2 separate regions of the Mus musculus genome follow, and region 1 is linked to region 2. Evidence: chromatin loops called from intact Hi-C (ENCODE). Cell type or tissue: left cerebral cortex. All regions are shown on one strand. Each heading gives the region's core, and the rest is flanking DNA. Links, peaks and the distances in the headings are about the cores only.

Region 1 (14,878 bases), core at 6,080-11,079, 400 kb before region 2:
AGTGGCATCTGCCATCTGCTCCTGGGAGGTCAGCTGCTGGCTCGGGCTGGGAGGGGCTAGCAGGAGGGCTGCTAGGCCAGATCCAGGCCTCAACAGTGCAGCCTTCTCTCCTGGGATGACGGGTGGGGAGGATCCCCCACTGACTAACATCCTAGAAGGACATGGAAGCCCTGCTCAGCAATCTCAGGATGCCCATTCCCCATTTTGAAGCCTTCCAATCTTGGCCAAGGCCCATTTTCTTTTTCTAGAACCAAAGACATGCCAGCCCACTCCCTGGTATAGAGCTGTGGGCGGCAGCTCTATACCAGCTCATGTCCAGAAGGCGTCCAGGACCCCTAGGCCACATATCCACATGGCTCCTCCCTTTTAATTGTATCAACACCTGTCACGTCCTCCAGTCCGCCGGAGGCTCATAGGGCTGGAGTGGGGAGAGCCCAGAGCCAAGCCAGAAGGAGTGGGGGCTGACGGCCTGCAGTTCCGCGTCCTCGCAGCCACCGTGCTTCCTCTCAGCAATTCCGTGGTACGGAGATACAGCCTGACCGCGCTGCCGGTAGCGAGCGGGGCGCAATCAGGCCGGCCACTAGGGTTAGGGGCTGCGGAACCGCTGGCTCAGCGGCCGAAGGGTGAGGTGGGGAAGGGGCTGCGATTACGTAAGCCCTGCTCAGGCGGCGGCGGCCGCGGCGCAGTCCCAAGTCCCCACCCCGCCCCCTCCTCATTGTAGCCTTCGCGGAGGCAGTGGCTCGACCTGGACCCTCCCCTCCCCGCAGCCTGGCCGCGCGCGCACACACACCTTACCTCGGCCAGGGCTTCTGGCTCATGCCACGCTGTCCGCCGGGCGACCTCGCGTCATGGGGAGCTCAGCACCCGAGCCGCCTAGCGCGGAGGCGGCCGAGGTGCTGGACTGGCTAGCAGGGCCCGACTGCGCCCCGCGCCCGGCGCCCCGCGCCAGGGCCCTCTCCGCAGAGTTCCGAGCGGAGCTCCCCGGTGGGAGAGGATCTGCCGCCCTGAGCCTCCCACCGGGGAGGCTGAGGCTGTGCCCAGATAAATAAGGCCGCTTTGCAGGGAACCCGGCGGGCGCCTCCTCCCTCCCCTTCCCCTCCTCCCTGCGCTCCTCCTCCGCGCTCCTCCCCGCGCTCCTCCGCGGCCGCCGCCGGCGCCGCGCGTGCCCCCCGCCCGGCCCTAAGAGCCGCGCCCTCGCGCGCTCCCGGCGTCCGGACCAATCCGGGTTCTAGAGCCAGGCTGAGGTGTCGAGAATCCCCAACCCCGCCCCGCTCCTCTCCGCGCGCTCCCGGTGCGGTACCGACGGGCACGCGCCAGGCGGCAGCACCCGCTCAGCGGCCGGTGTTCGCACAATAACAAACCCCGTAGGCCGCGCGGCCGAAGAGCAGCTTCGAGTGTCCCATCTGCACAAAGTGGTGGCGACCCAGAATCTTGCCAGCTGAGGAGAATTGCGGTCCTTGGCGCGAGCGGTTGGCAGTGGGGTTCCGGATCCTGCGCAGATGCAACTGGCCCTATGTGCCCTTGCTTGGATTGCCACCTGTGAGGGCGAGGAAAGAGAAGCCGAGTGGAGACATCGACATCGTCGCACCTCCACACACACACACACACACCCTCCTTATGGCCCCTAGGATTCATATCCCTTCCGATCCTGTTGCGAGTCAGGCAGAAGAATCCCTGTTCTGGGTGACATAGTCACACACTTGCAAGCAAGTGACTAAAGCAAGCGTCAATGAAAACACAAGACAGTGGAGTGATAGTGGGGAGGGGTTACTTCTGACAATGTCACAAATGATCTGAGACGCCCTCTCTGTCCCCATAGCACTTGGTAGGAATGGTTCGAGAATCGACCTGCCTTATGGAGTTCCACAGGTTCGCTCTGAGATGAAGTAGAGGTCAGGTGGTGGCAGCCTGTATGGACCAGGGAGGGTGGTTTGTGTAAAAGGACCCATTAAGGGCTGCTGGAGAGCCAGACCTCTCAGCAGGCTAAAGGGACCCCAATCTGGGTCTCTCTTGAGACCAGAAACAGCAGATGTTGGGACAGCAGAGTAGCGTCTTGGAAGAGAAGGAGCTTCAGGGTGGAATGTCCTCAGATGAGACCAACTGCTGTGGAGATGGGAGGTCTGTCTCCTGGGAATGATGTGAGGCCTAGGGGCAATAAGAAAGGGAAGTAAGCTGTATCCTAGCTGGTGTGTGTGTGTGTGTGTGTGTGTGTGTGTGTGTGTGTGTGTGTGTGTGTGTGGTGTATGATCATATATGTGAAGGTGCAAATAGAAGTTAGAGGGCAGTCTCAGGTATTTCTTAGGCAGTGTGTGTGAGTGAGTATATGTGTGTGTGTGTGTGTGTGAGAGAGAGAGAGAGAGAAAGAGAGAGAGAGAGAGAGAGAGAGAGAGAGAGAGAGAGAGAGAGAGAGAGAGAGAGGAGAGAGAGACTGATATTAGAATCCTCTTCTACCAGTCTTTAAAAAAATTATATATTTTATGTATGTGAGTATACCATGGCTATCTTCAGACACACCACAAGAGGGCGTCAGATCCCACTACAGATGGTTGTGAGCCACCAGGTGATTGCTGGGATTTGAACTCAGGACCTTTTGCTCAGGTTAAGCAGTCAGTGCTCTTAACCACTGAGCCATCTTGCCAGTCTGTCTTCTACCACTCTTTACCCTGTTTTGTCTTTTCTTTTTTTCTTTTCTTTTTTTTAATGGTTTTAGAGCTTTATCGTTAAAAGGAAGGGAGAAAGAGAGGAGGTAGAAAGAGGGAGAGAGAGCGGCCATGGCCACATAAAGAGAGGGGGAAAAAGAGAGAGATGGAAGAAGGGCTAGAGAGTAAAGTAAAAAAGGGTGAGAGCTTGAAGAGCTATCCTGATTTTTCTTTTCTTTTCTTTTTTGAGACATTTATACTGGACTGCCTGACCCACAGGTCCCCAGGACCCTAATCCTCAGGCAGGCACTTTACCCACAGAACTACCCCTTAGCCTGTATCACCCACTCCCCCCCCCCACTTCCTTTTTCTCTTTCTTTCTTTTTTCTTTTTTTTTTTTTTTTTTTCCCTCTTGTGTGCATTCTCTCACTGGTTTGGAACTGACTGAGTAGGCTGGGCTGGCTGGCTACTGCTCCTAGAGGTCACCTGTGTCGACTTCCCATACTGAGGTTACAGCTACAGGCCACAGAATTCAGCCTTAACTTTTTCGAGACAGGGTTTCTCTGCGTATCCCTGGCTGTCCTGGAACTCACTCTGTAGACCAGCCTGGCCTTGAACTCAGAAATCTACCTGCCTCTGTCTCCCAAGTGCTGGGATTAAAGGCGTGCACCACCACGCCCGGCTTTTTTTTTTTCTTTTTTTTTAATTTTTGAATGCAATTTGAGGACAGAACTCAGGACCTAGTGCTTGCAAGACATACACTTTGCAGACCAATCTCTCTCCAAGGCCCTGGCTGTCTTTTATAGGGTGAGTCACTGTTTTTACAGCAGGGGCCTTGAGTCTAGCTTGTCATAGCCAGGATTGAGGCAGGCATGGGTGTGGCTGGAACTAGAGTGTCACTATCTTGCCTGGATATGGATCAGATATGATGGATCAGCATGGGGCAGGGACTAGGGCAGATGTGAGTAGCCAGACTATGCTCTTCCCACTTCTCTACTTATTGCCCTTGCAGTTGGTCTTCGGTGGTAGCATGGGTCCTTGGGCAATTACAGAGGACAAAAAGCCTCTGCACGCACAAATAACCACTGGGGAATCCAGAAAAAGTTAAACACACAACTTACCCCTTCGGTGGAATGAGGTGCGAAGCTGCTCTTTCCAGCTGTTTTACAGCCTGGTGATCCTTCACTGTCAGATGAGACAGGGTCTGTTCTCATCTCCAAGAATTGACTTAGCTCAGACCTTTTCCCCTTAAAACCATTACATTTAGGCCACAAAATACATTATGAGTGATGTCACTTGTATTTTACAACAGCCTAAGTGACTTCTATAATATTTTAGGGCCAGGCCAATCCTGACACCCACTGGCATTACATTTATCTCAGTCTTATTTATTTATTTATTTGTTTGTTTGTTTGTTTGTTTGTTTATTGCATATGAGTACATTGTAGCTGTCCTCAGACATACCAGAAGAGGTCATCAGATGCCTTTATAGATGGTTGTGAGCCACCATGCCATTGCTGAGAATTGAACTCAGGACCCCTGAAAGTGCAGTGACTTAACTACTGAGCCATCTCTCCAGTCCCAACAGTCCCCATTCTTGTGAAAGAAGCCAGATGTACATCATAAAGAATCTCAATGCAAGCATGGCTTAAATTGTTGTGCACCTGGGGTTGGAGAGATGGCTCAGTGGGTAAGAGCGCTGACTGCTCTTCCAGAGGTCCTGAGTTCAATTCCCAGCAACCACACGGTGGCTCACAACCCTCTGTAATGAGATCTGGTACCTTCTTCTGGTGTGTCTGAAGATAACTACAATGTACTCACATACATAAAATAAATAAATAAATCTTTAAAAAAATTGTTGTGCACTTGGAACCGAGTTCATTGTTATCTGAATACTTTTCCCAAAAAATTGTGCTGTGCTTAAATATGTCTAAAGTAGGACAGGAGAGATGGCTCAGCAGTTAAGAGCACTGACTGCTCTTCCAGAGGTCCTGAGTTCAATTCCCAGCAACCACATTGTGGCTTACAGCCATCTGTAATGGGATCTGATGCCCTCTTCTGGTGTGTCTGGAGACAGTGACAGTGTACTCACATACATAAAATAAATAAATACATCTTTTTAAAAAAGAAAAAATATGGCTAAAGTAAAATGATGTGGACCAGACTCTAGAAGTTTTGGTCCAGCGTTGGTTACAGTCAAATCGGTCTGAGCCAAGTTTCATTCTGACTTGTGCTGATTGGTTTCCCTCTGCCTGTTGTAAATGCTACAGGGGATCACTAGCTGGGCGTGTGTCTTGGCTGGGGCAGATAGGATGAGCACACTCCGGTGTGAAGGTGGGTGTGAGGAAGGCCCAGCACACAGTGGCCCTGTCTCTTGAGAGCACTTAGGAAGTTACTGAGCACTAATCTGGGGGCCTTTCCTCTCTCATCAAAGGACCAACCTGCTTCCCTCTACCTCTGCCATCCTCCTCAGATCAGGCTCTCCTTCATGTCATCAGAAACTTCCAACTTACTGCTCTCTTCTGCTCCCCTTGGGATTCCAGGAGTTCAGTTGGCATGCATTAATGGTCCAGCTCTCTCAGGCAGCTATCTCCTCAGTTGTGGTCTGTTAGACCCTTGTTCCAGGCTGGCGAGATGGCTCACTGAGTAAGAGCACTGACTGCTCTTCCAAAGGTCCTGAGTTCAAATCCCGGCAACCACATGGTGGCTCACAACCACTTATAATGAGATCTGATGCCCTAATCTAACACCCTCTTCTGGTGTGTCTGAAGTCAGCTACAGTGTACTTATGTATAATAATAAATAAATCTTTGGGCCGGAACGAGCCGAGTTGACTAGAGTGAGCAGAGGTCCTAAAAATTCAAATCCCAACAACCACATGAAGACTCACAACCATCTGTACAGCTAGCTACAGTGTACTCGCATACATTAAATAAATAAATCTTTTTTTAAAGACCCTTGTTCCTTGGGCTCTATGCCAGCTAGGAGGGTACCACATCTCTCACCTGGCACTTCATCTGGTGTGGCCTCTTGTCACCTGCCACTGAATGAACTTATTTGACTCTCAGACTCTATATCCTCCCCAGAAGTTTTCACTTTCATGTCTTCCCCAAACACCAAGAACCCCTCTTCTCAGCCTGGGCCTACTGGCTCTCTGATGGCACAGTTATGATGAGCTGTTGGCTGACACAACACTTAGAGGGCCAGGGTGGGGTTTCCTGGGTACCCAGTGGGGCATAGGGGAGGTTCACACACCCCTGTGGTCATGATGATAGGGAAGCTGGCTTCTGGAACACCTTCCACGGAGGATTCCTGCATCATTCATTCCTGATGACGCTTTTGGAACATCTTACATCCTGAGAGAACTGTGTCAGACAATATCCAAGTGCCTGACCAGGGACTTTCGTCTCCTGCACAGAATATGGGGTAGCATATAGGGCCAGTTCAACCAGGATGCTTTCTTCACGGGTCAGTCTTACTTGTCTTAAGCACCCCTCTCTTAAGACACCCCTCATCTAAGGCTATTATTATGTTCCTCACCCTTGCCTTGATGTCAGAGCAGAGAACACTGTCTTCTATCCAGGCTTCTAAGGTCCAACTCCACAGAATGGGGATGATGAAGACTAGGGCTGCTGGCACATTTGGCTCGGATAGAGAGGGAGGAGGGAGCATCATGGGATCACTCCTAAGCCTAGAGTGATGATGATAGCTCTACACTGTCTCTAAGTCTTACCACAGGAGGTTCCAGGCATGGCCTTTCAGGGTTCTAGTGTGGAGAGTGCTGGGGAGACACACAGCTGGGTCACATCTTCCCCAGGTCGTTCCCCTCACTGAACCCCTTCTGGGAAACGTAGTTGGGCTATAAGGAGGAATACCTTGAGTGCACAGTATTGGTGGGGAGCGACCCCTTCAAGTGAGTCACCCTGAGCTCAGGTAGATACTTTATGCCCCCGATCCTCTCTACCCTCCTTTCTTCTCTCTCCCTCTTTACTTACCCTCTGTCCTTTTCCATTCCTCTTCCTGTCTCCCTATACTCCTCCGCCCTTTCCTTTTCCTCCACCCTGTCCCTGCCAAGAGCCAGAGGCTGAAGTGCACAGGAGAGAAGCAGGTGGAACATCAGTCTGGCTGCCCTGATGACAGGGTGAGAGCGTTGAGGTTCTCTGCTGGCCTCTGCTTTGGCCTGGCCCCACCCCCTGTCAAGACTGAGGATGACTCAGGGCCCAGCTGACACCTCAGCAGCACGAGTCGCCTAGTGATGGCGGTCTCCCGGCAACGGTCGTCTCCTAGCAATGGGATATTTTCCCCTGGCCCTGGCTGGAGCCAGTGGCTATTTATAGCTCAGCTTCAAATCAATCAGCAGCTGCATTTTAGGCTTGTGTTGGGGGGGGGGGCTTCTCAGCAAATGAAAAACTACAGAGATAGAAACCTCAATGCCCAACCCCCTGAAGTGCCAGGCTAATGGGGTGGGGGGGAGATGTATCCAGAAACCATGGGAATGGCTGGAAACCTGAGACTTCTTGGGAGCTGACGGCTATGATTGTATCCTGGATGAGGTCTCTGTGTTCAAGGGGCTGATGGCTGAACCACCCTGAAACTGCCTAGGTCCAGCTGGGTACAGCAAGGGAAGGCAGTGCTCAGGGGGTAGGTACCATTGATGCACTTTCCTGGTCCCCTGGTGCCCCCACCCATCGTTATTTCCACCTTGCAGCTCCATCCAGCAGGACACACATTTAATCCTGGCTGTAAGGGTCCTGGTGCCACAGGCTCACTAAGGGATACAGGAACGCTCTCAGGTTACCTGTATCTAGCCCCTACCTGGCTTCAAATGTTATCTGCTATCTGTGAAGGGGGCAGTCCTAGGCAGGTGGGAAACTTGTCCCCCCTTTCTCACAAGATCAAGGAGAAACCCAAACTCACCCTCTGTCAGTAGGTCAGATTTCAGGTTATATTTGTGGTTGTGTTTGTTCAAATCTCCATGGTCCTGGAGTCATTGGCTTTCTAATCCCTGTCAACTCTCCTCACTTGTAGCTCTTCCCCGAATAGCCCCAATTGGATGGCCTGTTCATTGGGAACCAGCTGCATGTCTCCCATCAGCTCTCCTGCTGAACGTTTGGGCTGCTTACCCTCCACTCTGCTTAGGGACCAGCATACTGCACATACATTATTGATGTCCTCAACCTGCAAAGGCCTGTGTAACAGGGGACAGTATGGCTGGAGATGGGGTGCCTGAGTGGTGACACTCATAACAACCAAGGCCTCTGTTGTCCCCACTGCATCCACAAGTGCAGTACATGGCCCTGGGGAAGACAGTACAGAAAACAGGTCTCAGTGTGATTTCCAGCCCGGACAACCCCTATGATGGGTAATTTTTGTTGTTAGCATAATATATGTGTGAAGGGAGAATTCAACTGAGGAATTCTCTCCATCAGATTGGCCTGTGAGCATGTCTTTGAGGCATTTAGCTGACTCTGACACTTTAATCTATCTCTCATCTTTCCATCCATCCATCCATCTATCATAGTAATGATCAAATAAAAAGAGACATCTTCCTTCCTTCCTTCCTTCCTTCCTTCTTTCCTTCCTTCTTTCCTTCCTTCTTTCCTTCCTTCTTTTCTTTACTTCTTTCTTGTTTTTTTTTTCTTCTTGTTTTTAGATACAGTCTTTCACTGTGTAGTCCTGGCTGTCCTGGAACTCAGTTCTGTAAACCAGGCTGGCTTTGAACTCTCAGAGATCCACCTGCCTCTGCCTCTGCCTCCTGGGTGCTGGAACTAAAGGTGTGCGCTGCTATCACCCGGTTGCAACTCATTTATTAAGGTAAGGGCACAAAGTCTTGAGACATTCAAGGAAGTCCCCAAGCTTGAGCATAAACAGCTAAAGGTTCTCTGAGATGTGGGGTGCTCTCTCATTCATCCTTCATTTTCCTTCTGGGTATCTAAAAGCACCAGGAGCAGCTCTGTTGGACCCTGAGGCTACTCATGGCTTTCTGGGATCTATACCCATGGGCATCAGACTTCTGCTAGCTAATGATGGTCAAGGGTCCCTTTCCCTGACCAGTGTGAGAAGTGGCACCTGTCTAGAATCTACCATCGTGACAGAATCATTGTTATGGTGCTAGAAGATGAAGATGGGAAGAGTAAGTTTAATAGAGAGACTCCGGTCAGGTGAGTGTTTCTTTCAGACCAAGTTACCCCTTAGTAACCTCTAGCAGTTACCTCTTACTGCTAGGTCTCCTGCCATTGCCCTTGGAGGTTAGGGTCGGACGACTTCAACTCTGAGACTGGCCAGCTCATCCCCATATTACCATTAGAGGGCGCCTGGAGACTACTTTTCTGCCTCAGTGGCTTGCAATGGGAAGTACCAAAGAATTACCAAAGTAGCTGCAATTTCTCAGGCTGGATAGTTGTACTGTGGTTGCCCGAGGTGTCTTGTATCCTCGGTACAGGCCTTGGTGTCTGCTATAATTTCATCAGGCATGTCATATTTTTCTTTTTTTTTTCTTTCTGTTTCCAGATTGATTTTAAAGTTTTAAAATTATAACCACAGAAATCCCCCTGCCCCCGGGACTCCACACTTGAAAACACTTATTTAAAAGGGGTTGGGTAGAGAACTACTTGAATTTACCTGCCTCTGCCTCCTGAGTGCTGGGATTAAAGGCGTGCGCCACCATGCCCGGCTGAATTTACCATTTTTATTTTTGCCATGCCTTTCCATTGAATTTTATTTTATTTTATTTTATTTATTTATTTATTTATTTGTCTTTCAAGATGGAGTTTCTCTGTGTAGCCCTGGCTGTCCTGGAACTCACTCTGTAGACCAGGCTGGCCTGAAATTCACAGAGATCTGCCTGCCTCTGCTTCCTGAGTGCTGGGATTAAAGGAGTGTGTCACCACTGTTTGGCTGAAAATATTGTATTTATGATTTAATTTTTACATTTTTTTTTTACCTTTAGGTGTGTGTGTGTGTGTGTGTGTGTGTGCCCGTGCATGCATGCATGAGAGTGGATTTGCCTGTGGCGACAAGAGGCATCAAATTCCCTGAAGATGGAGTTTCATGCTGTTGTGATCCTCTTGATGTGGGATCTGGGAGCACAGCTTAGGTCCTCTGCAAATGCAGTAACGTGTTCTCAACTGATAAGCCATCTTTCCAGCCCATCTGACTTTGTTATTTATTTTTTTTTTTTTTTATTTTTGTTTTGTTTTCTTAGACAAGGTCTCTATGTCATCCCTGCTGTCTTGAACTTCTCTAAGTAGACCAGGCTGGCTCCAGACTCAGAGATCCTCCTGTTTATGCCTCCTGAGTGCTGGGATTAAAGGTGTGCGCCACTATTTATTACATATTCTATTTGTTTGAAACAGGGTTTCTGAATAGCCCTGGCTGTCCTGGAACTCACTATGTAGCCCAGACTAGCTTTGAACTCACAGAGATCTACTTTTCTCTGCCTCCAAGTGCTGGGATTAAAGGTATGTGTCATTATGCCCCAAATATTACTTATTCTGATAGATTACAAGATCTCATCATATAACCAGAAGGTCTGGAACTCTCTGCAAAGACACCAATCTGACCTAGACTCACAGAAATCCACCTGCCTTTGCCTCTCAATAGCTGCAGCGTCTCAGGTGGCCTCTTATTTATTTATTTATTTATTTATTTATTAGAAATTTTTATTTTATTTTATTATTTATTTATTTAGGTTTTTTTTCAAGGCAGGGTTTCTCTGTATAGCCCTGGCTGTCCTGGAACTCACTTTGTAGACCAGGCTGACCTCAAACTCAGAAATCTGCCTGCCTCTGCCTCCCAAGTGCTGGGATCAAAGGCATGTGCCACCACGCCAGGCACTTTCTACTTTTAAAGGATGTTATTATTGTTGTTGGGTGCTGAGAATGGAATTCAGGGCCTTGCACACCATGGCAACACCTCCTCCCTACCATCCTGACAAATTCTTAACTGTGAACTCCTATAAAGTAAAAAATAAGTTACATACTTCCACTATACAACAGCACAGAATTCATTCTCCTATTCCAAAAGAGAGAGAGATAGGACATGGAAAGAAGATATGATATGAGACCAAAGCAACATCCAAACCCGGACGTCAAGGGTTTACGATAGAATCATCCGGGCTTCATTCTGTTAGAAATAAATTTGAGGTTGCAAAGAAAGAGACCTCCACTCTAACTGAAGTGTCTCAAGAAGGCAAACCTTTACTGCTGACCAAGGAGTGAGCTGCTCACAGCATGGAAGAGGCAACTCAGACAGGGATTGGTTTTTATTCTAACTCAGGTGATGACTGTGTCTTTTCCCCATTGGCTGGGCTCAACCTCACGGTCTTTAGTGATTGGCTAGGTTTGTTTGTTTGTTTGTTTGTCTGTTTGTATTGAGACAGAATTTCTCTGTGTAAAGATCCCTGGCTGTCCTGGAACTCACCATGTAGAGCTAGTTTGCCTCGAACTCACAGCGATCTGCCTTGCCTGTGCCTCAGGAGTGCTGGGATTAAAGTTGTGTGCCACCTTGCTCAGCCCAAGCTTGGTTAGTTTTAAGAGAATCTGTGCAAAGAAAACGAAGGGGTAAAAGATAAACCATTTTAATTCAAGAATATAGTAGGGCCTTTGTGTTTGGTATGGGGGTGGATTAAAACATTTGCATAAAAGTCTACCAAGCTGAGAAAATAAAAAAAATTTGAATTCCTTGCTTTTATAGCATCCCACATTTCTATACTATTTGAGAGAAAAAAGTCATATTTAATGTTATTTATTTATTTACTATTTTACTTATTTATTTATTTCATATATATGAGTATACTGTCACTGTCTTCAGACACACCAGAAGAGGGCATCAGATCCTATTACAGATGGTTGTGAGCCACCATGTGGTTGCTGGGAATTAAACTCAGGACCTCTGGAAGAGCAATCAGTGCTCTTAATCGCTGAGCCATCTCTCCAGCCCATATGTAATGTTTCTTCCAAGAACAGTCACACCACACTGTGTTTACTGATTCATCAGGAAAGTTCTGGTCACTCTCACCTTGTGTCATTTTGACTCTCTGGACTGGGGCAAGGAGCCATCTGAGCCTTCTTATTGGTCAAAGAGGGCCTGGGAGGCAAGGAGAAAGTAGTCAGTGTTTGAAGCTCCTCCCCAGATTGCCAGTGGGATCACTGGATCTCATCTGTCTCTGAGCGCAGGTCCAGGCCAACCGGAAGGGTTTCACTCGGAACCTGGAGGATCCAGAAACAGAGCCCTGGGGGTGGGAGAGAGAGAGAGAGAGAGAGAGAGAGAGAGAGAGAGAGATCCTTGGGGACCTGCCAAGGTTCTTCTTCTATTTTCCATCTCCTCCACCCTCCCTTCGGTCAGATCCAAAGGACAAGCTGCTCCAAGGAAGCTCTTCCCCATTGGGGGGTTTCACAGTGGCTCTATTTTATTTTAAGAGGTTCTCGGGGGGGGGGGGATAGGGGATTTTCAGAGGGGAAACCAGGAAAGGGGATAACATTTGAAATGTAAATAAAGAAAATATCTAATAAAAATATTTTTTTAAAAATGAACAACAAACAAAACAAAACAAAAAAAAGAGGTTCTCATGTAGCCCACACTGTCCTTGAATTCACTATGGAGCCAAGGATGCCCTTGAACATCTGAGCTGCTTCCTTTACTTCCTGCCCGCTGGGATTACAGGCAAGACCCACTACACTCTCAGTTTAACATTATTTTAAAGATCAAAGCCAGGGGTGTATGCCTGTGTGGTAGGTGCTCTATAACCTAGCTACATCCTCAGGCTGCCTGGGATATCTTTCTGATTCCCTTTCGGTTGATCTTGACTGTAGGAATGGCCTGTACTTTGGCACCGGCAGACTACCAGGCTTTGTCAGTCAGGTGGGTCCCTAGGCAGGTCCTCTAGAACGCCTCATTTTTTTCTTAGTATCCATTTAACATTGGAGGAGTGTGTAGTTAGGTCTGAGAATGTATGGTGGCAGAAGGAGATCCACACTACCCACGCTACTCCTTCCAGACCTAGCCAGTATTCTTTCTTTTCCCCAAACCGAAGGTTTGGCCTAGCTCCATGCTCCAGGCCCTCTGTACCCTCCCTTATGAGATGCAGTAACACAGGGGTTTTAATCTCTTTTCCTTAAGTACCAGCAGCAGGATACCAGTGTTCAGATTTTGGCTGCAGACTCTACTACTTCTCTTACAAAGTCCCACTGCCCCGAGGTCCACTGAAGGTAAGGGGTGGACAGCCTTCCAGATTCCAGTCGACAGCGAACCCCACCAACCCACCAAACGTTCCTATTGGGGATCTCCAAATGGGGAAACAGGAGCGCTTTCTACATCAACCCTGCCTTGGACCGAGCTCCCGCCTTGAGCCCGCCCCACCCCCTCGAGGGTGCTGCAATTGGAGGAAAGTTCTGCGGCTTGTGGCGATTGGTCCGAGAGCAAAGGCCCCGCCCCCTAGCCCCGGAGCTCAGAGGGGGCAGCGGCGAGGGGTCGCCGGTTGTGGGGACGCGCCGGGCCGGGCAGCCGCGCCGCGGGCTGCTCGCGCTGCGGCCCCGACCCTCCCGGGGCAGCAGTCCGAGGCCCCGGCGCGTCCCCTAACCATGCTGGTAGCCACGCTTCTTTGCGCGCTCTGTTGCGGCCTCCTGGCCGCGTCCGCTCACGCTGGCTACTCGGAAGACCGCTGCAGCTGGAGGGGCAGGTACCAGGAGGGACTGCGGGGAGGGTTGTGGGTTTATTTATTTATTTATTTTATTTTATTTACTTCTTGGGTTGGAGGGTTCCCTCCCACTTGGAACTGAGGAAACGCAGACTTCAATGTCCTGTTACACAGAGTAGAAGCAGATGTTGGTAGCCGCGGGAAAAGGGATGAGCGGGCTAGGGAACGAGGGTCACCCACCTGAGAACCACCGTCCTGTCCCCAGCGGTTTGACCCAGGAGCCTGGCAGCGTGGGGCAGCTGACCCTGGACTGTACTGAGGGCGCTATCGAGTGGCTGTACCCAGCTGGGGCGCTGCGCCTGACCCTGGGCGGCCCCGATCCGGGCACACGGCCCAGCATCGTCTGTCTGCGCCCAGAGCGGCCCTTCGCTGGTGCCCAGGTCTTCGCTGAACGTATGACCGGCAATCTAGAGTTGCTACTGGCCGAGGGCCCGGACCTGGCTGGGGGCCGCTGCATGCGCTGGGGTCCCCGCGAGCGCCGAGCCCTTTTCCTGCAGGCCACACCACACCGCGACATCAGCCGCAGAGTTGCTGCCTTCCGTTTTGAACTGCACGAGGACCAACGTGCAGAAATGTCTCCCCAGGCTCAAGGTCTTGGTGTGGATGGTGAGTGATTATGAGACTGGCTGGGTGTCAGAAATTGGCCCTCCACACTGACCTGATGGGACTGGGCCTTGCCACCCCATTGCATGGAGAGTCCTTCTGTAGCTTGACAGAGGCCACTCCGGTGGAGAGCATAGTGGCTTCCAGGTCGTAAGGAGGTGAGTTGGAAGTGCCCCCGCCTTTCTCTCCTCCTCCTCTTAAAAGATTCGGTTTAGGAAAAGAGCAGGAGGGGGCAAATGCCCGAGAGGCCAGCCCTGGGTCTCTGGTTTCTGAAGGATTGGGGGAAGGGTTAAGCTGAGGCAGAATCAAAGCCTATGGCCAAGGCTGTCCAGGGCTCCCTGGCCTGGTGGTGACCTCCTTCCCCTCCCCCCAAGCCCAGCCAACAAAAGTCCAGTGTGCCTCTTCGTCACCATGGAGACTGCCTGCCCTGCCTCCCTGCAGGGCACCAGGCCCAGTGCTTTGCTCTTCTGGAACTTGTAGCCTGACCCTGCAGGGAATGAATGGCTCTCTGACTGTTCTGCCCTAGCTAGAGACCCCCCCGAACTGGAGTCCACTAGAATATCCCTAGCTAGAGCTGGGAGGTCACAGAACGTTTCCCAGTGTTAGTCTGAGTTTATGAGATGGTACCAAGCCTGTGTATGAGGCACTGAGGTGCCCATCAGTAGGCATGTACCTGCAGGGTGTCTTCAGGCTATAGGATGCTGGGAGAAGGGTTTAGTCTCTTGCTCCTGTACCTTTTCCTCTTGGGAGGAGCTGTGGGCTCGTGCTGAGAGATCACAGGCCTGGCTGATGACCTGCCTTGCATGCTAGGTGCCTGCAGGCCCTGCAGTGATGCCGAGCTCCTCCTGGCTGCATGCACCAGTGATTTTGGTGAGTGTTTCTGTTGCGGGAGAGCTTAGGGTCTGCCTCACATTCCCACGTGCCCACCACTGGCCACCAT
Region 2 (14,878 bases), core at 5,318-10,317:
AGACCTGGGGTCCTGCCCCCTTTGAAGACCTCATAGGGTGTGTTTACAATGCACTCCAAGTGCCCCTGTTGTGTGTGTTTGAGACATGTACAGTACACTGGATCAGATAGTAGTTTACACGTGGGTACACGTCTGGTATCCAAGCCAGGCTCTGGGTGCCCCGCTGTAGAGCCTGCCCCTGCGGCTGACCAGGCACACACTTTATCTAGGGCCAGAGCAATGAGCTAGGGGGGTGGTGCTGCCGTACATGACCCAGGCTATGGGGACCAGCTCACCGCAGTTGTTAATCAGGGACAGGGAAGCAGAGTGCCTCACAGGGTTGGGGGAGGATGAGGATGAAATAGAATGTTCTGGCAGCTAGAGCTGAGTATTCCCAGTGACCTGGCCTCCCCGTTTGAGGGGCTAGAGTGGGGAGTGGCTCCCACACCCTGGCCTCAGGAGGAAGTATTCTCCCACAGACAGCCTGCCCCCCCCCCTTCCCCTGGGTGACCCTGAGCAGAGCAGGCAGCTGGAGAACAAACAGCTCCATGTTTGGTCGGCTGCCCTCACTCCCCACCCCCACCCCCCACCCCCACCCCCAGCTCAGCCCAGCCTGCCGTGAGTCACGCAGGCCTAGGCCCAGGCTCCCAGGCCATGTTCCCTGGGCCTGGCCATGGGGGTGGGGATAAAGGAAAAAGGTCTCAAAGAATGGGAATGGAGAGCAGGAAGCAGGTTGACTAGGCATTGGGGGGCGGAGGGGGCGGGTTAGAGAGGTGGTGAGGGGAGGACATGGCCAAGATTCCCCCCACCCCAAGATCCTGAGCTTTGGACAGAGGGGATGCATCGCATCAACTACCCTGCACCTGTTCCCTCCAGCCTACCTGAAGTGGGGGTGGGGGTGGGGGGGACAAACCCTGAACCTGGTGGAGCTAGCGTGTGGTGCCACTGCCTGTGGCAGTACTGAGCCCTGAGCATCTGGCGACAAACCACTTGTCTCAGCTCTGGATGCCTCCTGTACTGATGGAAGGAGAGCCGAGAGATTGAGACCCAGGTGACCTTAGGTAACAGCTGCGCATCCCCCCCACCCCCCACCCCCGTCCTAGGAGGGACCTAGGCGGAGGTACAGCTGGTCCTGTGGTAGCTGGAACAAATGCGCACACACTCAACGGTCCACTTCTGGAAAGCTCTGGGTCGGACCAGCTGGCCCAAGTACAGGGGTCTAATGAGGGGTGGGGGTGGAGTAGGACACACTGAGTTCCTCAAGGAGGGACAGGGGAAAGGAAGCTGCCACCCATGCCTGTGTTTCTTGTGTGGGATCACTCCGATGACCCCAACAGGACTGACTGCCTTGTCCTGACCCCTCCTGTCATCCCTATCTTTCCCAAATCCCAGACCTGAAAAGGATATTCACATACATTCCCCCATCTTGAGACCAGTGGTACAATGCAGGAATGGGTAGCCGAGCTGGGCCAGGTCTGATGGAAACCTTTGGAAATGGAGCTGGGCTGGGGATCCCCTCTGCCTTTGCCCTAATTGGGTCTCCAGGTTCCTCCTCACCTTATTATCAGCCTGTTGGCATGGCAACAGCCTCAGGGAAGAAAGAGAAACCTCCTTCAATCATCACATCCTGCAGAGTGAGTGCTCCGCCCCTGAGACCTGACGGGAGACCAGGACAAATGCCTACAGAGAGCTCCCTGGGCACTGACCTGTGAGAAAGGCTTGGGATTTCCACCACCTCTTCCTGGGGAACAAGGAAGGCATGCAGACCCAGAGGGCTGGGGGGCTGGCTTTGTTTGCAGTAGGTCGTGGGTAGCAATGTCAGACTGGAGGATATGGCCATACCCAGGTGTCTGCAGGCCCCCTGTGCATTTCAGGCATCCCCAGGGAAAGGAATAACAGGCTCCACCTACCCTGACTTGTGAAGTCGCTAGAATATCTTGTCCAGCGTTGGGGTTCCCTCCAGGGTTACAGTTGATCTCAGCCACAGAGCTCCATCCTGCCCATCTGGAGGGAGCCAATCCAAGGTGTGGGTCACCCTGTCATGAGGGAGCACGTAAGGATGGAGAGACCCCTTATCCCCTGCAGTGGAGTCATGTTCTACTTAGTGGTGACCTACCTGCCCTTCCGAGCATCTTCCCAGAGCCTTCTGATTTGAACAGACACCAGAGACACCTCTGCTGAGCTTGCATGAAGGAATCTGTGCCTCAGTAGAGGCTCCTAACAGTCACTCGCTGAGGCTCCATTCATTATAACTTACAGGGACACTGAGAGGGCCACCCTACAGGCTAGAGAGGTCATCGTGGGGAGTAGCAGGGGACTGGATCCTTGGAGCAGCCAGGACAAAATGGGAGTTGAGTATTGCTTTCCCAGGCTAGGCTACACAGAGCTCTGGCTTGGATTATGTGGCCAGGGCACTAGGAAGCCATGGCAGCGTGTTGAGCTGCTGCCGTGTTTTAGAGGCAGCTTAGATGGATTGAGGGGTGGTGTCGTAGCAGGAGCAAGGACAGATCTGGGGCCTCTCGGAGGGATGTTTCTGGGTCACAATGGACTGTGAGACATGACACTATGGGGGCCCAGTTATTTGGGGCTGAGGATGGGAACTAAGAGTTTGAGGAGTGAGCCATGCTATAGACTAGTCCCTGGCCTTGAGGGGCAGCCCAAGGAGAACAAGGAAGGAAAAGGCTAGGGTTGTGGGACCTCAGAGCTGGAGACCTCAGCCAGGTAAAGGTACATCGGTGTGAAGTGTGTCATCTCTTACTGGATGGTTTCTGTCTTCCTTTGGAGAATCCTGAAATCTTCAGACACCTTGCCCCAGACATGCCCAGTGCCATAGAGTGAGCACCATAGGTAACCTAGTACAGCAGTGCCTGAGGGACCAACCTATACAATCACATCCAGACCACATGAGCCAACCACCTGGGCTGTGCCTGGTGGAGGCCACTAAGCACGGAGCATGTAACCCCTCACACAACCCTGGAGTAGGAAGACTGGGCCAGGTTCACTGGACTGGCAGCCCGGGGCAGATGTGCCTCTGTACTCTGTTTCTTATTATCTCTTTGCCCTGGTAATTCATGACCTGGCTCCTGGAAAGGCCTAGGTAAGAGCTCCTTGCTATCTGCCAACCAGAGGTTGCTCAGCCTTTGGTTTAGGGAGCCCAGTACTCCTAGTTCAAGTCACAGAACTTTCACAAGCAGAGGCATTGCCTAAAAAAAAGCAAAAGATGTGACAATGTGAAGGGAGCTAAAGCCAAGTCTCACCCCTCTTTGTCCCACCTTGTACCTTCCCCATGTGCCCATGGACGAACGATGCCACCTGGTCTTTACCTTTACGTTCATGCGCAGAGTGTGCATCCTAGAGAGACGGGTTCATGGCCTCATTGTGACGTTCTCCATAGATGAGGCTGTGTGACTTCGTGACTTGCTCTCACCCCTTCTCCGCTCCCCTCATGTCCTAGTTCATACAGCAGCAGCATTTTTAACGACAGGGCCACAGACTGCATAGCGTGTGTGTGGTGAACCGTGCACCTTACCTAGAAGCTCTGCTGTTTTGGCTTCTTTTCAACACGGGGAGCCCTAGCGCTTGGGCCAGAAGCCCTTGGGCCTCCCTGGCCACCATGGTTGTATAGCTTCTAGATGAGTAGCCCGTCCAGACCCCATTGTCAGAGAGAGACAGGCCAGGAAGACCATGCTGGGGGAGTCCGACTGCATCTAGGGTAGAACCTGTCTCGCTGCCCACTGAGTACAGAGTGCTGCAGCCACCTGCCCAGGACGGTTATCTGATGCGGGACCTGAAGCTGCTATTCTGTCAGTAGAGACAGACGGCTTCCACTGAGCATGTGAGGACTCATTGACAGACTCACCTCCTCACCAGGCAGGGCTGACCTACTGAGGACACTCCTTTACCATGAATAAACATGTCCCTTTTTTTTTGAACAAATTGAAAAGTAAGGTTGAGTGCCCCTGAGAACTCGGTGGCAGCAGAGGCTGCAGGGAGGGTGGTCTGTGAGCCTCAACACTGCAGAGTGACAGAGAGGACAGCCCAGATCCCAAGGACAAGGGGGGGGCACTGTAAAACAAGGGTCCCTGCAGAGGGAAGCCTAGAACCCCCAAGGCAGAGTGTGGGGGCTGTCTGTCTGACCTCTTTTCCTATAGTGGCCCTCCAGCCTTCTGTCCCTCCTGCCCAGCCTTTCGCACGCAAACCAAGCTGTTCTGGATCTGGCCTAATGGAGCTTAGCTGGCTGTGCAGATTGCTCTGAGGGCTGGTAGGCGGGGCTGGAGCAGCTCAAAAGCTAATCCTCTGATCTCATGTACCACCTAGCAGGGAGGCCTTGTTGGAATCCTTGTCTTGCTTGGGGCCCACTCTGACAACGGAGGCCAAGCAGCAGCCACACCTGAAGACTCCTGACCCTCACCCCAGCTAAGCATGGCCACACTACCTATTGGTATGAGAGTGTGGGGCTCTTGGGACCTTGGCCGTCTCACTGGGTTAGGGACTGCAAAACTCACAACTCCCGCTGCCCTGCTTTTCTGGTGGCACCCTTTCCTCGTCCCCCCACGTGACAGACACGTGGTGGGTGATAACTCAGAAACCCTGCCCAAGAACTGAGCACATCAGGGGGACTTAAGGCCTTGCTTCTTGCTGTACCGGAAGGATCTGTGTAAATCAAGTGCTGTGACAGATGGAGAAACTGAGACCTGAAGAAGGGCAGTCATAGTAGATTCAGGGCAGATCATGCCCCCTGACTCTAGTCCAGATCTGAGTCACTAGGGTTGGGTGAGGAGAATCCCAGGGACTGTAAGCCAACATGGGGGCTGTGTCAAGCTGGGTGTTAATAAATCCTGGGGTCTGAGGGTGCTGGATCCCATTGGGCCATACCATCCTGTATCATGTAGCTCCCCAGTAAGAGATTGTATTTCATCTGGAGACCCAGCTAGAACTGTCACCCATGGGAGCCAGCAGCTTGTTAAGTTAACCAAACAAGCAACAAGAGACTGTTCCCTGACAGGCCTCAGTGACTTTATAGAAATGACAGTGGCCACCCAACCAGCAGGGTACGTACTGTAGCTTCCTCACTTCTGCTAGGACAAGGGATCATGGCAAAGTACAGCCTTTCTCAGCATGTATGTCTTCCTCGTGGTTCCCTTTGAGTGAAGAAGGGCAGACCCAAGATGTGTTTCAAGAAGAGGCACTTAGCTCTAATGGGAGACCCTACTCCCTAGTTTGCATCCCTTCCCAAGCCCAGCCTGATGCCCACCCTGAGCAGGCTCCAGGTGGGACAACTGCTTCAGCACCACGGACAGCGACCGCCGCCACTGCCTTCCCTCCAGTGTCCTCTCCGATCAGGTTCACAGAAGGCTACATTTAGGGACTTTGTTTGTGGTGCATTGAAGATGATCCATCTGTGACCCAGGGACCCTTCTGTGGACTCTGGTCCACTGGTCATGGGACCAGTGCGGGTTTCCTGCACAGGCAAGAAGGAGAAGGGACCTTGCCATGGGGTAACCTTGTGTCTCCCGGGGGAAGGCTATGTCCATTGCAGACAGCCTGGAGAGCCTAGAAAAGACTTCTTTACCTAATGTTTTGAAATCTCCACAGCAGGGCCTTCCCTTTGCTGGGTGCTGACTGGGATTTCTGGCCCCGTGGTGTGATGTAGAGTGGGAAGGCTGTTGAGCCCCTCCAAAGTGAGAGGTGGCCAGGCAGACCATGGGATGCTTGGAGTTTGGAGTGGGGCCCCAACAAGGGTAGCTGATAGCTGTTATGTTTGATAATCTCTAGCCACAGGGCCCTCTGCCATTCAGGGGGTCTTCTGGGACCCCTTGTTCAGCCACTTGTCTTGCTTCTCAGACCTTTGCTGCTTGCTAAGCCTCAGAGCTAGGTGGGTCTGTGCTGTCTGAGCGAGAGACTCCCACAAGGAGAGATCAGATTAGTCCACTTGGCTGGGTTCAGGCCCTGGGCTGTACCAGCACCAACTCCTGCCCACATATCTGTTTGGTTTCCTCTAACCCCCATGGAAATTGATTCTAATTTGTAGAAAGCCTGCAGGAATTTTAATTAAACCCAGAAAATCTATCTGTTGTAATTAAGCCTCTAGAAGTCACCCGGCTCCACGTGTTGTGACCAGTGGTGCTGCCTGTCCTTAGCTGCCCACAGAACATGACCAGGGGGCAGCATGACACGTGAGGTATGTCCTTGCTGTTGTAGGAAGCTGAAACTCCCCACTTAGGTAGATCTCTGGTCTGTGCCTGGAAGAGACCAGCCCTGGGCCCTGGACATGATCTGTTTCCCTACTAGGTTGGGGGGCGGGGGGTCCTGCCAGGCCTCCTGCAAGTTTGCCCTGTTTCCCTCTAACCCAGAGCCCTTGGCTGCCTCTTGTCTCAAAGCAGCAATCACTCAGGGAGGGCACTCCAACCTTGGTATCAGTCTCGGCGGTAGCTGTATGTGAAGGTAACAGCTGGGGCCTGGGATTCCTGGGTACGTTGACTAAGGGTTCTAGAGACAGTCCAGGCAAGCCAGCTTCAGGAGAGCATGGCCCATCTCAGTCTTTACTGGAGAGTCTGTAAGTGGGTGTCTGTGTCCCAAGCCTGAGAGAAATCAAATGATGGGCAAAGAAGTCAAGAAGCAGGCAGGCCACAGTCCTGGGCATCTGAGTGGGTGGGGGTACACAGGATAAGCTAAAAAAGCCCATTTCCACTGATAGCCTCTTCCAGAAATAGGGCAGGCAGAGCTTCGTGGTCAGGGTAGTAAGGCAGACAGTCAGGAAGGGCGTGGCCTGGGAGCCATGTATGATCGGCTGGTCTGAGCGTATGCCCTGCTGGTGGCCTCCCCCCGGGCCAGTGGAGAAGAGAGCTCCTGTCCCCCATGGCTTTGTGCTTCCTCTCTGAGCCTGCTCCCCTCTAATCCAAAGCAGCACCCCCTCACGTTGGAAATTCAAGTCTAACCCCCGAGCCTCATGGGGATGCACACTGGAACCCCTAAAACAAGGCCACCCCCTAAAACACCAAGCCCTTGTCATCTCTTGTCTGTCCACATGGAGAATAGCACAGAGCGCTGGGAATGAGCTTGGCAAAGCCGGGAATTGCCCGGTGTGGGGTGTGCAGAAGTTGCTTGGGGCCACAGGCTCTCCACCGGATGTGTAGACAAGGACGGGCTGAGAAGTCTCCAGTCTCTCGGCCTGGGAGTCGTGCTGCCCGTCAGAGGCAGGCCAGTGCTGCACTAGCAGGAGGCTGATTTTTGTTTTCCGCAGCCCCATTATGGCAGAGGCGCTCGTTACTGCTGAACCCATTAAGTGTAATTATGACGCTCTCAGCAGGAGCGTGTAATTACATTGGTGGCCTGGCACCACCGAGCACACCGCCTGTGTGGGCTAAGGGGCCCAGCTCCGTGGACAAAAGGGGTCAAGAGTCAGGACTGCAAGAAGGGTGTCAGAAAATGGGCTAGCCCTCCCTCCCCTCCGTCTCCTGCTCCCAGGTACCTCCGTGGATGGGGGCCACAGACCACACCAATACCAGCCTATGTCCTGTGTCCACGCACCGAGCTGACAGTGCTGCTGTTTAGGGGTTGGCACGTTATGGGGAGGGGGCAGGGCTCTGTGCTACTGTTCTCGTGGCAGACTCAGAGGTGTGTGACCTGTTCAAGGTCACCTTCAGGAGATTCCTTCTCTCCCTACCACATGTTCTTAAGCTCCCATGTCCCTCCAGTTATACTTTCCTTCATTCTCTGTAGAGTTTGACCCTCACTTAGGCTACCAGGCTCCAGTATGTTTGATGTCCTTACCTGGGCCCCATATGTGACACTGCTGGCTCATTGCAGTATTTCCAGGGCCATCTCAGAATGAAGCAGGGTCAGGGGGCAGTGACTCTCCTTCCAGGGAGAACTTGAGACTCTGGAGAGCCAGAGGGGCCAGCATGGTGCCATGGCGCCACCTGGTGGTCATATTGTGGTGATATTGCCTGAACCGTAGACTTGGGGCTGAACCCTGCCCAAGCTTGGGAGAGGGTCCACTCAGCTGACTGCACCCGTGTGCCAGGGAGCGCGCCTGGGAGGAGGCAGAGTGAGGTTGTCTGCTGCACAGCCCTTAACGCACAGCCCGCAGGTGGTTCGAGCACATTAGCATGCTGGTCATCATGCTGAACTGCGTGACACTGGGCATGTTCCGGCCCTGTGAGGATGTTGAGTGCCGTTCAGAACGTTGCAGCATCTTGGAGGTAGGTATCAAGGACTGTGAGGAGGAGCAGGAGGGCACCAGGTGTGCCCCGCCCCTCATCCTGACCCCCTTTCCTCCAGGCCTTTGATGACTTCATCTTTGCCTTCTTTGCTGTGGAGATGGTTATCAAGATGGTGGCTTTGGGACTGTTCGGCCAGAAATGCTACCTGGGTGACACCTGGAACAGGCTGGACTTCTTCATTGTCATGGCTGGGTATGCTTGGGAATCCCAGGAGCAGGCTCGGGGCTGAGACCTGAGAGAGGCTCAGGTTTGACAGAGTGCATATGTTGATGGCCCTCATGGGGCGGTGGGTGACGGTGACAGGAGACAGAGGCCTCTGGGCTCTTCCCTCCCTGAGCATCCCTGCTTCCCCAGCATGATGGAATACTCTCTGGACGGACACAACGTGAGCCTCTCTGCCATCCGAACAGTGCGTGTGCTGCGGCCCCTCCGCGCCATCAACCGGGTCCCCAGTAAGTGCCTCTCCTGCCCTGAAAAAGAGATCCGCCCTTATCCTGCTGGGCCTGCCATTTATCCAGACACCAGCAGACTTGGCCTTTCTAGGGTAGTCCCAGTTGGGATGTGACGGGGTGCCCAGTGCCTAGTGCCAGGAGCCTCTCTGAACCTCCTCGTTTGCATAGCACCTGGAGTGGGCCTGGGGGCTGAGAAGGTTCCCAGTTATATCAGTGTCCAGTGAGGGCCTCAGGCAAGTGGAGGTACATGTAAGAGTCTGAGCTTTTGGGGGTACTCTGCAGCCCACTGCCCACCTCTCCCATACAAGGGAACGGAGCTCAGAGCTTCTGGAACGAGGGGGAGAGGAACACACCGCATGCTCCCACTACACATGGAGGGAAAGCTTGCAGGATGTGCTTGAGGCGTGGCCTGTCCAGATGCTGTCCATCTGCCTTCATCTGTGGACAGTTTTGGTGTTTCCTCAGTAGCTGAGCTCAGATGTTCAGGTTGACGGTGGAAGGTGTGACTCCCACGGAGCTGCACAAGGTGCGTGTGCACATGCGTGAACGGGTATGGTTCCTGGATCTACCTGGGCATCACACACCCCTTTTCAGCTGCCTGATCTGGACTTTTTAGCCTCAGCACTCAGCCTTCCATCGTCCTGCCTGGCCTTGACTTCTGAGATGAGATAGGGCTCAAATGCTGTGTGACACTGGGCAAGTTACCAGACCTTTATGAACGCCAAGATCCCCTTGAAACACTGGAGTTCAGAATCTGTTTTCCAAGGACATGAATGGGTGTTAGGTGAAAGAGGTGCAAGCATAGTTACGAGGGCTCTACCTCGCACCCTGTGTGTTCAGCCTACCCAGCGGAGCCCGTGACTCCTCCACCTGGGTAACCTGTTTGTTGGAGCAGAGATGAAACCTAAGCCCGCTCCCATCCAAAGTGTTTGCTGTTCGGGTTAAATGTCCAGGTGACTCTGGAATTCTGTCTCATACAGCAATCCTGGCACCCTCAGGGCTGTCTGAACATTTACCTTGGGTCCACTCTGACCCCTAGATCATGTGACCTAGTTGCTTGCTGCCTGCCCCATTTCCTCAGTGGTTGAAATGTTAGTGGTGCCTCTAAGAGCTTGGTCTCCCTGTAACCTGAGGGTTCCTATTCCATGGCTACCCCTCTGGATTTCTCAAAACCCTGCTTCTCTCTGTCCTAATTGTGTGGCCCAGTGCTCTGCCCACAGCCTCAGCTCGCCCAGTGCAGATTTTGAGCTGTGTTCTTTTGATGTCCGAGAAGGGACAGACCAGTGATGAGGCCAGGGACCAGGGACCCTTGGGCCACTTCCTAGATTTGTTCAAATCCATACACCCAAGAAAAAGGACTTCAAAGTTGCTTTGAGGTACTGCACTGGTTCATGCCTTCCCTGTGATAGGGCCCTGATGCAGGCCTGCTCTGGCATTGGAAATGAGAAAGCCCATCCCCACAGTAGAACCCCAGAGCCCAGTGTGCCAGGGCCACCACAGAAGCTGCTCTGACCTTGCGACAGGTCCACTGGGGCCCTGGAGATGCTGCGTGGTGAGGTGGAGCGGGGACAGGTTTGACCTGGCCGTGTGGGGCTGCAGACTGACTCCCCTGTGGGAATCCATCAGGCCTTACCTGTCCCTGGTCTCTGCACACAGATGGTCTTGATAGGGATTTATGAGCAGTGGGGCGGGCTTGAGGGGGGAGGCACCCTAGGAGCCTGTCAGGGCTCAGCTGTGCTGAGCACCGGCCCTGCCCCCCTCAGGCATGCGAATCCTGGTCACACTGCTGCTGGACACACTGCCCATGCTTGGGAACGTGCTTCTTCTCTGCTTCTTCGTCTTCTTCATCTTCGGCATCGTTGGGGTCCAGCTCTGGGCTGGCCTGCTGCGGAACCGATGCTTCCTGGACAGCGCCTTCGTCAGGTGTGCAGGCCCCGCCCCTGGTGTATGGCTCTGCCCACCTAGCCAGACATGACTCCAAAATGCTCTCTCTTGACCCTGCCCTTCAGGCTTCACCCTAGGAGCGATGCTGTTTCCCTTCTGTAGGCCCCACTCTCAAAGGGACCCTCCCTCTAAGACTGTTCTCCTACCCTACCTAGTGTGAGCGCCCCACCCCCACCCCCACCCCCACCAAGGTGCTCTGTCCTTGAATGTCCTTGAATACAATGAACCTGGGTCCTAGTTTGTGGTGAGGTCCTGGGTGCACAGTTCTACTCAGGACAGGCCATAGGTGCAAGTGGAGACAGGATCCAAGTGGAGGTGAATACATAGGTGGGCATGGTGGTTCAGGGGTGGGCTGTAGGAGGGCCTGGGTGGAGGCTACTTCTTCCTCTCAAAAAAGTTTACTCAGAGTGCATGTGAGGGTTTGATACTGGGTGTCGTTAGGCTCAGAGGTCCTGCTTGAGGGAGGCAGCTGTGCTTATCTGTCTACCAGTTCCTGGCACAGTATCCCCAGTGGCTGCTGCCCTCTGGCCTTGCTCCTTTGCATCTGTCTAATTCAAGGGCTTCCACAGGGTAGGCACCCTGTGCCAACATGGCATTTGCTTCATGGGGATGTGGGTGTGCCCAGCCCCTTCATCCTGGACCTTACTCAGCAGCATTAGAAGACCCAAGGCTGACCTGCCAGGGTGTCCCTGGAACGCAGCCGTGCACGGTACTGTGAGGCACTCTGCTCTCCACTAGGCCCCAATTGGGGACTGTGTGCCCCCTCCAGCTCCAGTCAGTTACTTGTGCACTAAGCCGCTAGGCCAACGTGTCTTCTGCTTTCTAGGTCTTTGGGTCTCAGAGCTTCTTAGATGCTCATGGATAGGAGTATAGGGACTGGAAAAGAGGAAGATGGGGATCCATGAGGGGATTTCAGGGAGTGTGGAGCTGTTGGAGACACCCTGCTTGGCCATGCTGCCAGGCCCCACTCAGGAGGACTCAGGATGCTGTGGGTACCATGGGAAGGTGGGTGGTCCAGAGGCCCTGAGATGCTTCAGGTATGGCTTGTCAGTTACTGCTGCAGTGATAACGTCCCAGCTGGGGATCACATTGTCTATCCAGTGTGCGTGTTGCGGGACTCAAGTCTAGGGCCTGGCTGAGGAATAGAGGGAGTCACTTGATGGGCATGTGGGATTTTAGGTCAGCAGTCTTGCGTGAGACTGGTTGTGTAGATGGGGAGAGTGGTGTTTGGCCCAGGAACCCCTAGTGATGCCCTGGCCTTCTGCAACCCAGGAACAACAACCTGACCTTCTTGCGGCCATACTACCAGACAGAGGAGGGCGAGGAGAACCCATTCATCTGCTCCTCACGCCGCGACAACGGCATGCAGAAATGCTCACACATCCCCAGCCGCCGTGAGCTTCGCGTGCAGTGCACGCTCGGCTGGGAGGCCTACGGGCAGCCACAGGCTGAGGATGGGGGTGCCGGCCGAAATGCCTGCATCAACTGGAACCAGTACTACAACGTGTGCCGCTCGGGGGAATTCAACCCTCACAATGGTGCCATCAACTTTGACAACATTGGCTATGCTTGGATCGCCATCTTCCAGGTATGCTCTAGGATAGCCTGGGGATGCCTGGGGTGTGGGATGGTGGACCCTGAGACAGGCACCCATACTGGGGTCCTTGGGAGCTGGAGAATGTGGGTCCATGTCCAGCTGCCTGCCTCCCCCAGGTCATCACACTGGAGGGCTGGGTGGACATCATGTACTACGTCATGGATGCCCACTCGTTCTACAACTTCATCTACTTCATCCTCCTCATCATTGTGAGTGTGGGCGTGGCCAGCTGGTGGGCATCCTGCATCGGATGAGGGGCGGGGGAAGAAGCCATATCCCTCCCCTCCCCCCTCAACGTTCATCCTGGACCCAGAGTCCTAAACTCAGCCGCGGCTGCGGGAAGTGCTTTGGTGGGTGGGCAGGCAGGGGGGCTTTTCTGCCTAGCCTGTGGTTGAAGGAAGTATACAGGATGGAAGGAGACCTATACAGGCCCTCGACCAAAGGCCCAAAATCTTTGGAGCAGCCGGGCTTCCACCCCACGTTGTATCTCGCCCTCTAGCACAATGTTCCCACAGCAAATGTGTGATCTTCTAGCATAGCCCCCTATAGTGAACAGGAATCTCTGGTGGTCTCTCACACACCCATCACCCCACACCTCTTTGGCCCATGACTCCCCATTACCAATTGCCCCCACACACAACCCCCCAAACATCCATGTCTCAGGTTTGGTTTTCTCTTGCCCCTCAATATCCCATGGTCCTCAGATAGGACAATATTAGTTCAACATCCAACAGACAGCTCCAGATCCCTGAATGCATAGGAACTGCCTTGCAGGGACCCAGCCGGGAAGGGGTAGCATACATCCTCAGACAGCCCACACAGCAGGGGCATAGAGGAGAGTCAGTAATGGCCTATACCAGGGAGAACTGGCCACAGAGGCTGCGTGCGAAGGCTACAGTAGAGGACAAACCTAAGGAGCAGGAACTCATGCAGGACCCCAAGGGGGGGGGGGTCCCCGTCCCGTTATCACACAGTTGCAAAGTACCTGTTGTATGCCACTTCCTGGAGTATTAGTGCTTGTGGCATTGTGGCTAGGCCCCAGTCCCCAGAGTGGGTCTTGGCTAGGCTGGGTATGGAGCTGCTGTGTAGTCACACACACCCTGCCACAGGTGGGCTCCTTCTTCATGATCAACCTGTGCCTGGTGGTGATAGCCACACAGTTCTCAGAGACAAAGCAGAGGGAAAACCAGCTGATGCGTGAACAGCGGGCCCGCTATCTGTCCAACGACAGCACTCTGGCCAGCTTCTCGGAGCCTGGCAGCTGCTACGAGGAGCTCCTCAAGTATGTGGGCCACATCTTCCGAAAGGTTAAACGCCGGAGCCTGCGCCTTTACGCCCGCTGGCAGAGCCGTTGGCGTAAGAAGGTAGATCCCAGCAGCACTCTGCATGGCCAAGGCCCCAGGCGGCGGCCACGGCGCGCAGGCAGGCGCACAGCTTCTGTGCACCATCTGGTCTACCACCACCACCACCACCATCACCACCATTACCACTTCAGCCACGGTGGCCCACGCAGGCCTAGCCCAGAGCCAGGTGCTGGTGACACCAGGTTGGTCAGGGCCTGTGTGCCACCCTCGCCACCATCCCCAGGCCACGGGCCACCAGACTCTGAGTCTGTGCACAGTATCTACCATGCTGACTGCCACGTGGAGGGGCCACAGGAAAGAGCCCGTGTGGCGCACACCATAGCCACTGCTGCCAGCCTCAAGCTGGCCTCAGGCTTGGGCACCATGAACTACCCCACCATCCTACCTTCAGGAGCAGTCAACAGCAAAGGCAGTACCAGCTCGCGACCCAAGGGGCTTCGGAGTGCTGGCACCCCAGGGGCCACAGCACACAGCCCTCTGAGCCTGGGGAGCCCCAGCCCCTATGAGAAGATCCAGCACGTGGTTGGAGAACAAGGTGAGGATCCAGCCCCCACCATGTCAGAGAGAGCAGGGAGGGGGTACCCAGGCAAGGCTTGGTCCTTGGTCCTGAGTGTTCTGGGCCCACATCCCCATTGCTCCAGCCTGACCCCAAAAGGAACTGCCAGGCCATTTCTTTGTATCTGTTTATCTTTGAAAAACTGCCCCTTTCTATATGGAGAAGCTAAAATTGGGGTTGTGCAGGAGGGAAAATGGAGACCAGAGGCTCAGGGCCCTGGGCTCAGGGCCACAGTAACCTAGCTATAGTTGTCTGTGTCTTTGCCTCACAGGACTAGGCCGAGCCTCTAGTCACCTGTCAGGCCTGAGTGTGCCTTGCCCCCTGCCCAGCCCCCAGGCTGGCACACTGACCTGTGAGCTGAAGAGCTGCCCATATTGTGCCAGCGCCCTGGAGGACCCCGAGTTTGAGTTCAGTGGCTCAGAGAGTGGGGACTCGGATGCCCATGGAGTCTATGAGTTTACACAGGACGTACGGCATGGGGATTGCCGAGATCCTGTGCAGCAGCCCCATGAAGGGGGCACGCCGGGCCATGGCAACGAACGGTGGCGGCCACCACTGCGGACAGCCTCACAGCCAGGAGGGTTAGGCCGCCTCTGGGCTTCCTTTAGTAGCAAGCTGCGTCGCATTGTAGACAGCAAGTACTTCAACCGAGGCATCATGGCAGCCATCCTCGTCAATACTCTGAGCATGGGTGTTGAGTATCATGAGCAGGTAGGGGTGTGTGTGTGTGTGTACGCGCGCGCGCACATCCATTTCCCCCA

The links. Hi-C counts contacts between places; a loop is a spot of excess contacts. Peaks named below come from ENCODE experiments on the same cell type or tissue, not always from the same donor. Only the 100,000 strongest peaks of a DNase experiment are listed, where the experiment ranks them.
Region 1: it touches region 2 in a loop (4-fold over the local background); 2 of 42 quality-filtered maps call a loop at or near these places.

The regions. Positions count from the first base shown.
Region 1 is chr17:25,795,304-25,810,181 of GRCm38, reverse strand. Metrn (meteorin, glial cell differentiation regulator) reads left to right here and starts at 13,137. Exons shown (of 4, transcript NM_133719.2): 1 at 13,137-13,317; 2 at 13,541-13,941; 3 at 14,749-14,808. The coding sequence starts at 13,220. It overlaps Fbxl16 (F-box and leucine-rich repeat protein 16), which reads right to left and starts at 1,083. Exons shown (of 6, transcript NM_001164225.2): 1 at 796-1,083. In left cerebral cortex, for the core only: a CTCF peak has its summit at 8,934 (motif pointing right); DNase peaks (open chromatin) are centred at 6,894 and 8,957; H3K4me3 peaks cover 454 bases; H3K27ac peaks cover 2,457 bases.
Region 2 is chr17:25,391,039-25,405,916 of GRCm38, reverse strand. It overlaps Cacna1h (calcium channel, voltage-dependent, T type, alpha 1H subunit), which reads left to right. Exons shown (of 35, transcript NM_021415.4): 3 at 8,072-8,183; 4 at 8,263-8,396; 5 at 8,559-8,656; 6 at 10,420-10,579; 7 at 11,873-12,188; 8 at 12,314-12,406; 9 at 13,307-14,096; 10 at 14,389-14,828. Among named protein-coding and RNA genes, the nearest start is that of Gm33617, 11 kb to the right of the region's middle. In left cerebral cortex, for the core only: a CTCF peak has its summit at 7,902 (motif pointing left); DNase peaks (open chromatin) are centred at 7,220 and 7,881.